Regions from separate parts of the Mus musculus genome. Here regions 1 and 3 are each linked to region 2. The links are chromatin loops, found by intact Hi-C in ENCODE. Cell type or tissue: heart. All regions are shown on one strand.

Region 1 (2,500 bases), 260 kb after region 2:
TTGCCTCAAAGATGGATTTTTACACTCCACATGGGTTTTTCTACATCTCCAGACATCAGGTTAACCAGTATGTAAATTTTTTAGGTTCCAATAGCCTTAAACATTAAAATAAAATGCCAACATTATTAAGACTGAGGTTAACTTCAATAATACACGTGCTTGGATCGGTGCTTTTCTTTGGGGTGAATACGATAAGGGTGAAATACAGGGACCCCTCCCCCCTTTTTAAAAATAAAATGGCCTATGAAGACCTGGCACCATTCTATGTCCGGAGTGGGGATGTGTGGGAGATGAGAAGTGTAGTACCCTGTGCAGTACACCAACCTGAAAGGAAATATGTTTAGATAATTCCACTAGTCCCGGGCGGCCGATTTCTCGGGTGAGCAACTCCGGGTGGGGTGAGGGGCTGTAGATCTTAAGAACCAGCCCCCAGAACTGACAGTGGGTAGGTATGAGGAAAACAGGGTGAGCAGCCACGTTAAACAGAAAGCAGAAAGGCTTCGTTTCATTGTCCTCAGAAGAGCCATAGGTGGGTAAGAGACAACACAAAGAGAAGCGAGTTTCCAAGGAGCCCGGCAAAACCAGTAGGCAGGAGCCACCGCTCCAGCGGCAGCCTTAGCAGGCAAATAAGAAATATCTTCGCTTTAAACGAGAGTGCACTTCATTTTAGCTTTGGTTTGTACCGTTGGGTTAAAATAGCAAATGACCCAGAAGGTGCGTGCTGGGAGGCAGAGCTAGGGTTTCAGGACCGAGCTGCAGGGGAGGAGGGCGTAGGTGATGGACAGAGGAGGCGGGACGCGGGGAGTTGGGGAGGCCTATGGAGTAGAAAGTGGGGGAGGGGCGGCGATGCTGAGTCCCGGGCTGTTTCACCGATCCGGCCTGAATCCGTGAACTCCTTTCCGAACCGCTCCGGAGCCGCCCGGACACGGCGGTCTCCGAAGACCGTTACTCCAGCCGAACCGGCAGATGCGCGCGATCCAGGAGGGAAAACGAGAGGGGGAGAGACGGGACAAAACCCTGCGGGTGCGCGGGGAGGGGGGGAGGGAGGGCCCGGCGACCGGGCTCTAGAAAGAGGGAGAAAAAGAACCGGAGGATGAGCCCACGTGCACGGTGCCGCGCGGTGTCGAAGCGCCACCTTCTGCTGGATAGCGGCGCAGCGCGATCGCGCGCGGGTTTAGGGCGCGACGCGCCCAGGATGAGCAGGGGCACCCACTCGCGGTGCCCGGGTGGGTGCATCTGCACTGGGGTTCAGTCCATCGTCCCGCGCCCTTGAGTCCGCGCTGGCGTCTCTCGCTCCGTCCTGCATCCGCCCGGGGGACACGCGCAGCTGTGCGCACTCGCGGATTTCTTTTGAAAAAATAACATATTTCTAGACAACTCCCCCCGCCCCCCATCTTTGCAAACTGGCCAGGAGGCGGGGCTGGAGGTGGGGCCCGTGGTTAATAACGGGAGATAGGCGGAGTCGGGACCAGCCATTGGCTGGTGGGAGTAGTGATGTCACCCATATGACACCCTGATAACGAGTTGAGAGAGAGCCCTCAACTTTTTGCAGAAGAAGCGCGCGCGCCTGGGAGTGCTTGGGGTCCGGCGCTTGCGGCGGCTGCCAGGAGTGAGAGAGCGAGAAATCAAGCGAGTGAGAGAGAGAGCGCGGGTCCCGGGCCGCCGCCGCCTCCTCTCCGGTCGCCGCCGCAGCCGCCGACGCAGCAGGGAACGGGGCCGGGGGGGAGGGGGGCAGCCGCGGACGCGCGCGGCCAAGGACTTTGCAACTTGCCGGAGAAGGTGGAGGGGCGGGAGGGGGAGGGGCGCCCGCGCAGGAGACCGAGCGCCCAGCCCCGCCGCGGACCATGGTGCAGCAGGCCGAGAGCTCGGAAGCCGAGAGCAACCTGCCCCGGGACGCGCTGGACACCGAGGAGGGCGAGTTCATGGCGTGCAGCCCGGTGGCCCTGGACGAGAGCGACCCGGACTGGTGCAAGACGGCGTCGGGCCACATCAAACGGCCCATGAACGCCTTCATGGTGTGGTCCAAGATCGAGCGCAGGAAGATCATGGAGCAGTCGCCCGACATGCACAACGCCGAGATCTCCAAGAGGCTGGGCAAGCGCTGGAAGATGCTGAAGGACAGCGAGAAGATCCCGTTCATCAGGGAGGCGGAGCGCCTGCGCCTCAAGCACATGGCTGATTATCCCGACTACAAGTACCGGCCGCGCAAAAAGCCCAAGACGGACCCAGCGGCCAAGCCCAGCGCGGGCCAGAGCCCCGACAAGAGCGCGGCGGGCGCCAAGGCAGCCAAGGGCCCCGGCAAGAAGTGCGCCAAGCTCAAGGCGCCTGCGGGCAAGGCGGGCGCGGGCAAGGCGGCGCAGCCGGGGGACTGCGCCGCGGGCAAGGCAGCCAAGTGCGTCTTCCTGGACGACGACGATGAAGACGACGACGAAGATGACGAGCTGCAGCTACGGCCCAAGCCGGACGCTGACGACGACGACGACGAGCCCGCGCACTCGCA
Region 2 (2,500 bases):
TAGGGCAATTTCTTCCTTTCAGAAAACTAGCTTGAATGGGTGGAACAACAATATGAACTAACCAGTACCTCCCGGAGCTCGTGTCTCTAGCTGCATATGTATCAGAAGATGGCCTAGTCGGCCATCAGTGGAAAGAGAGGCCCATTGGTCTTGCAAACTTTATGTGCCTCAGTACAGGGGAATGCCAGGGCCAAGAAGTGGGAGTGGGTGGGTAGGGGAGTGGGAGGGAGGGTATGGGGGACTTTTGGGATAGCATTGGAAATGTAAATGAAGAAAATACCTAATTAAAATTTTTAAAAAACTAGCTTGAGTAAAATTGACCTAAAATAATTGATCTCTCTCTCTCTCTCTCTCTCTCTCTCTCTCTCTCTCTCTCTCTCTCTCTCTCTCTCTCTCTCTCTCTCTCTCTCTCTCCAAAACAGGCCTAGATCTGAAACAAGGAAAGAGTGTCTCAGGAAGGCATACCAAACCACATTATTTGAACCAACATTAGAAAGTAAGAAAAGAAAGCTATTTTAAAAATTCATAGTGTTTACATACATGGTTTTAAAATGGATGCATTGGCTTCTTGTAAGTTCAAGATTGAAATTCAAAAATAAATGTCCACATAAGCAAGTTTTCAAATGGGACTTTTGTGTTATGTCCTGATCAAACAAAGTTTGTCTGCCTTCAAGTTCACTTAAGTTAATAACGTACTGTGTAAATAACTCGGTTGGAGAGAGAAGAGCAAATTTGAAATCTTTAGGAGAAAAAGCAGCATTTGAAAACCACAAGCACGCTGTTCTTTCTTTTCTTTTTCCCTAATTGTCATTGGAAGTTTGTTTGGCTGTTTAAGGTGTTCCCCGAGGAGAATCTGTCACTGTAATCAGATACTGAAATAAGACACTCTATCACATAGGGGTACAGTTAGTGTGTGATAATTCAAAAGAAAACGATAAATAAATTGATAAATAAATTTTGTCCTTTACTGTGATGAAATATAAGCAAGACTCAGCAAGCCGGAGGCTTCGCTTTCTGGCTGCCAACGGGTGATTTTGATAGGCTATTCTGGGGAAAGGGAATTCAAGAGGAAAATAACTGCAATATTGACAATTTATTTTTGACTAGAGTTTTCTCTGTTTTCTAAACTTTTTGTAAGTGAATCGATCCTTACACAGATGTACTAGAATGCTTGGTTTGCCTGTACTATTGTTACTATGGTAAAAAAAAAAATATATGTTTAAAAGCACCCACATTTGAATCAAAACAGATCAAAACTTTTTATAAATTCTTTTCTCTTGGTGCAACCAAACAATTAACGTTTCAGAAAGATGCTTTGAAGGTCCTGGCTGTGGTCCCTGTCTGTCCAGTGATTGGAAGAAACCCTGGCTTTTAGTGGGGGTGAGCACCCCCTGGTGGATGGAGGAAGCAGCTGGATGGTCCAGCGAAGATGACAAGACAGGGGAGGATGGTTTTGCTCACTCATTCACCACACACGCCACGCGCTGAGGAGATGTCTTTAAGGAGGCTCCACTGTTATACTTAAAATTTGAAGCTGCGGGTTGAATGGCAGCGCGTGGCATCTATCTTGATGTGAAGTCTTGGGTTCCCAGCATGAAATACAGACTTCTCACTGGAGTTCGGAGATCTGTCAGTATGAAAACCTGGCTGAGTATATGGACCTCTGATGAACCCTTAGAGGGAAGGCAGAGAGTTGTCCTGACTTCCTCAGAGTATTTCGTGGGGTCCCCAAGTCAGAGACTATGATACTCACAGACAGGGACTTGGAGAATGCAGTCCTCCATGCATATGCTCTGCTAGGGTGCACATTTAATACACTCTGTAGCACTGATTTTACTCACACACGGCCAGGATATTTAGACCGTACCTTACCTCGTCCGCACTATTATACAGGTGGGAACTGAAGTTTGCACAGAACACAGTATCCCTGGGGACCACACTGAACCGGGACAGAGAGAGCCTGCAGAGCTCACTCAACTGCATAACCAGTGGGTCTCTGTCAGATCTGTCTAGCCCATGCAAAAGAACTCACAACTTTCTTTGAGAATCTTGTACTTTAAAATGCTATAGGATCTTTGTTTCCAGTGATAGCCATTGTGAAAAAGTCAGTGCACATCACAAGGGACTCTCTCCCTTTATGTTTTTTTCTAAGGTCTCAAGGATGAACCTACAGCAGGCTTCGGGACCTTTAGGCAGTTGCTCTGCCACCAAGATGTGTACTTAGGAGTAGTCCTCGGTCCTTACCTTTTACTATGGAGTCCCACTAAACCATCAGTTCTGGCCTTGAATTCCATTTGTAGTCCAGAAACACTTTGAACACAAGATCCTCCTGTCTCAGCCTCCTCACTACCTGGGATTAGAAGCACCTTTTTAAGCCTGGCAATGTGGCAGGCATTCCCCTCTCCATTTGTTAATCAGGTAGTGAAACTTACCAGCTCAAGGCTCTGCTCAGAATCCAGAGTTTGCTTTGAAATCAGAAGTGTCTGAATGTAGTTTCCAC
Region 3 (2,500 bases), 650 kb before region 2:
AGAATTTAAAAATCCAAACTTCAGCAGTGCATTTTCCTGTAGGGAATGGTATAGAATGATCCAGGTAATTAGGGGCAGAGGAGGTATTAAAGTAAACTTATGGACTTAATGTAATAGAAAATGTTTGAAGGTCAATGGTGGTGATCCAGCCCAGGATATGCAGTCACTAGGAGAACACACAGGCTGGGCATACTCCTTTTCCCATAAAAAGATAAAAAAAACCAAAACCCTGAATTTAAAATAAAGAATACATGATAAAATGCCCACTGGGAGGGTAGCAAAACGTTCTTGGGATATAAATTGGCCTTTATTAATATTTTTAATTTTCTCTGTGTTATACATGACCATAGGCATGCCAATGCGGGGAGACCAACTGAGCCACACTGCTGCTTCACAGAGTGCATTGAAGTTTGGTGTCAGCCTTCACTTCGCATAGCTGGACAAACAGCTGCAATAGTTTGGAAGCATTTAGGAATACACGTTTCTTCAGCATCTCCTGTCATGTGATCAAATAGCCAGAGAAAAGAGAGCCAAGCTTGGGTGCCTCTCTTTACATAACGACACACAGCCATAATACATGTTCACCTCCTCTCTCTGTCAGGACACTGCTCAGCCTCCTTGGGGATTTGAAATGTTTCTAAATACTTAAAATCAAATAAAAGAAAGCTAACATCCCATTTCTCCGGAGTTTTACTACTTTTTTTCTTTTTTAACCAGTCTTCTTGTGTTGTGGCTTTGTAGCTGGGCCCTTCTTACTTCTTGTTTCCATATTTATTTAGAGAAAACAATCACGCACACAATTCTATCCTCACACTTGTAAAGTCTGGTGTTTTTGCACAATACCAGTCCTGAGTCCCTTAACAAACCAAGATACATCACGCTGACACATCTTCTCAGTTTATTTTCCTTAGTTGGTAAAAAATGAAAGGAAGAAAGGGGGAATTAGAAGAAAGAGAAGACGAAGAAGTATAAGTTGTTGCTGGTCAAAAATAGAACTTTAAAACTGAACTTGAAGTTGAAAGCCATCTAGTATAAATGCCCTGTACTTATCGAAGCCTCGCCTCAGATTTTCTATCAAAATGCCTCAAAAGATTTTCAAGCAAGAAATGATGTCTAGATGTTAAGAAGTTCCAGCCTGATGACCTCTGCCCCAGCTGCTTTTATTGGCATGGCCCCAAATTGCCCCATGCTTTGAATGGATGTGTAGCAGATGGTGACTTTCCCCAGTGTGCAAAAACAGGCTGTGGTCTAACCTGGGCTGTGTTTCTATAACAGCCGAGCAGGTGCTCACAAACGGAGGCCTGCTCCCAGCATTCTACCATGGAAAGCTCTTGTGGTTTTTCCTCTTCTCTCTGCTGATGTTGCCTGCTCTAATAATTAGGGGTCTCTCTGAGCATTTCCAGATCAGAATTTTCCTGCACCACCACTAGGGGGCGTCTCTGAGTCTCTCCTGGTCAGAATTCTTCCTGCCTCACCACTAGGAGGGGGGCCGGTGTCTCTTAGCATTTCCTGATGAGAATTGGCCTGCTCCACCACTAGAGGGGATCTCTGAGTCTCTCCTGGTCAGAATTCTTCCTGCCTCACCACAAGGGGGTGTTTCTGAGACTCTTTTGGTTTGAATTTCTCTCCCCCATCACTGAGGAGAATCTCAGCTTTTCCTGGTCAAGCTCTACATGGTGCATGAACCTGTCTTTGTTCAAACTGATTGCTGCATTTAATTTGTTTGAAACTTGCTTTAATCCCCTTCACCCCACTTGCCTTCCCAGCCTCCCTAATAGTAATTCTGCTGGCCCCTCTCTCAGGACCATGTCTTGTACTTCCTGACTGGGCCCATGAGTGACTTGAGTGCAAAGGCATCTCTCACCTGTCTATGGGACTGGTGCTTCTGCATTTCTGCCACAGCTGGACTGCAGGGAGCCCAGGTTTCCTGGGATTTTTGCCCAGCTTCCCACTCATCCTCCCCACTGGCTTTTGCTTTTTGGTGACTCATTTAAAACAAGAATGAAAGTTCCTCAGATACTCGACTTACAACGCTTGTCGACTCCCACTCTCTCTTGTATGTGTCTTAATAGGTGCAGATTTATGAATCTAGATTTTTTTTTCAAATCAAATCTCCAATTAGATTACCAAGGATTAATCTGGTGATCCAACCCCCACCTCATCCCATGTCTATGTGTACCACAAAATTTGTGCCTCATCCCCTGGCCTTCATTCCCAGTTGTGGTCATCTGGTTCAACTGGTTTAAATTCCTAAAAGATTGTCTGGGAGTATAATGATGCTAGTAACTGAGTAATATTTTTTTCCTTTGGTTTTTCAAGACAGGGTTTCTCTGTGTAGCCCTGGCTGTCCTGGAACTCACTTTGTAGACCAGGCTAGCCTTGAACTTGGAAATCCAACTGCCTCTGCCTCCCAAGTGCTGGAATTAAAGGCATGTGCCACCACTGCCCGGCTGAGTATTTTGTGAGCAGGGATCTTTTTTTTTTTTAATAAGTTTTGTTG

What was found. A loop is a pair of places that touch in the nucleus more often than their neighbours do. Peaks named below come from ENCODE experiments on the same cell type or tissue, not always from the same donor. Only the 100,000 strongest peaks of a DNase experiment are listed, where the experiment ranks them.
Region 1: a loop joins it to region 2, with 6 times the contacts of the local background. A loop is called at or near these places in 10 of 42 quality-filtered maps.
Region 3: a loop joins it to region 2, with 6 times the contacts of the local background. A loop is called at or near these places in 4 of 42 quality-filtered maps.

What each region holds. Positions count from the first base shown.
Region 1 is chr12:27,341,753-27,344,252 of GRCm38, reverse strand. Sox11 (SRY (sex determining region Y)-box 11) reads left to right here and starts at 1,535. Exons shown (of 1, transcript NM_009234.6): 1 at 1,535-2,500. The coding sequence starts at 1,845. In heart, a CTCF peak has its summit at 1,145 (motif pointing left); a DNase peak (open chromatin) is centred at 1,472; H3K4me3 peaks cover 2,500 bases; H3K27ac peaks cover 2,485 bases.
Region 2 is chr12:27,598,247-27,600,746 of GRCm38, reverse strand. Gm4166 (a long non-coding RNA gene) reads right to left here. Exons shown (of 4, transcript XR_381387.2): 1 at 2,433-2,500. Among named protein-coding and RNA genes, the nearest start is that of Gm4166, 1.3 kb to the right of the region's middle. In heart, a CTCF peak has its summit at 1,391 (motif pointing left); no DNase peak of the experiment used is centred here.
Region 3 is chr12:28,247,931-28,250,430 of GRCm38, reverse strand. No RefSeq gene overlaps it. Among named protein-coding and RNA genes, the nearest start is that of Gm25564, 100 kb to the left of the region's middle. In heart, CTCF peaks have their summits at 1,324 and 1,529; no DNase peak of the experiment used is centred here.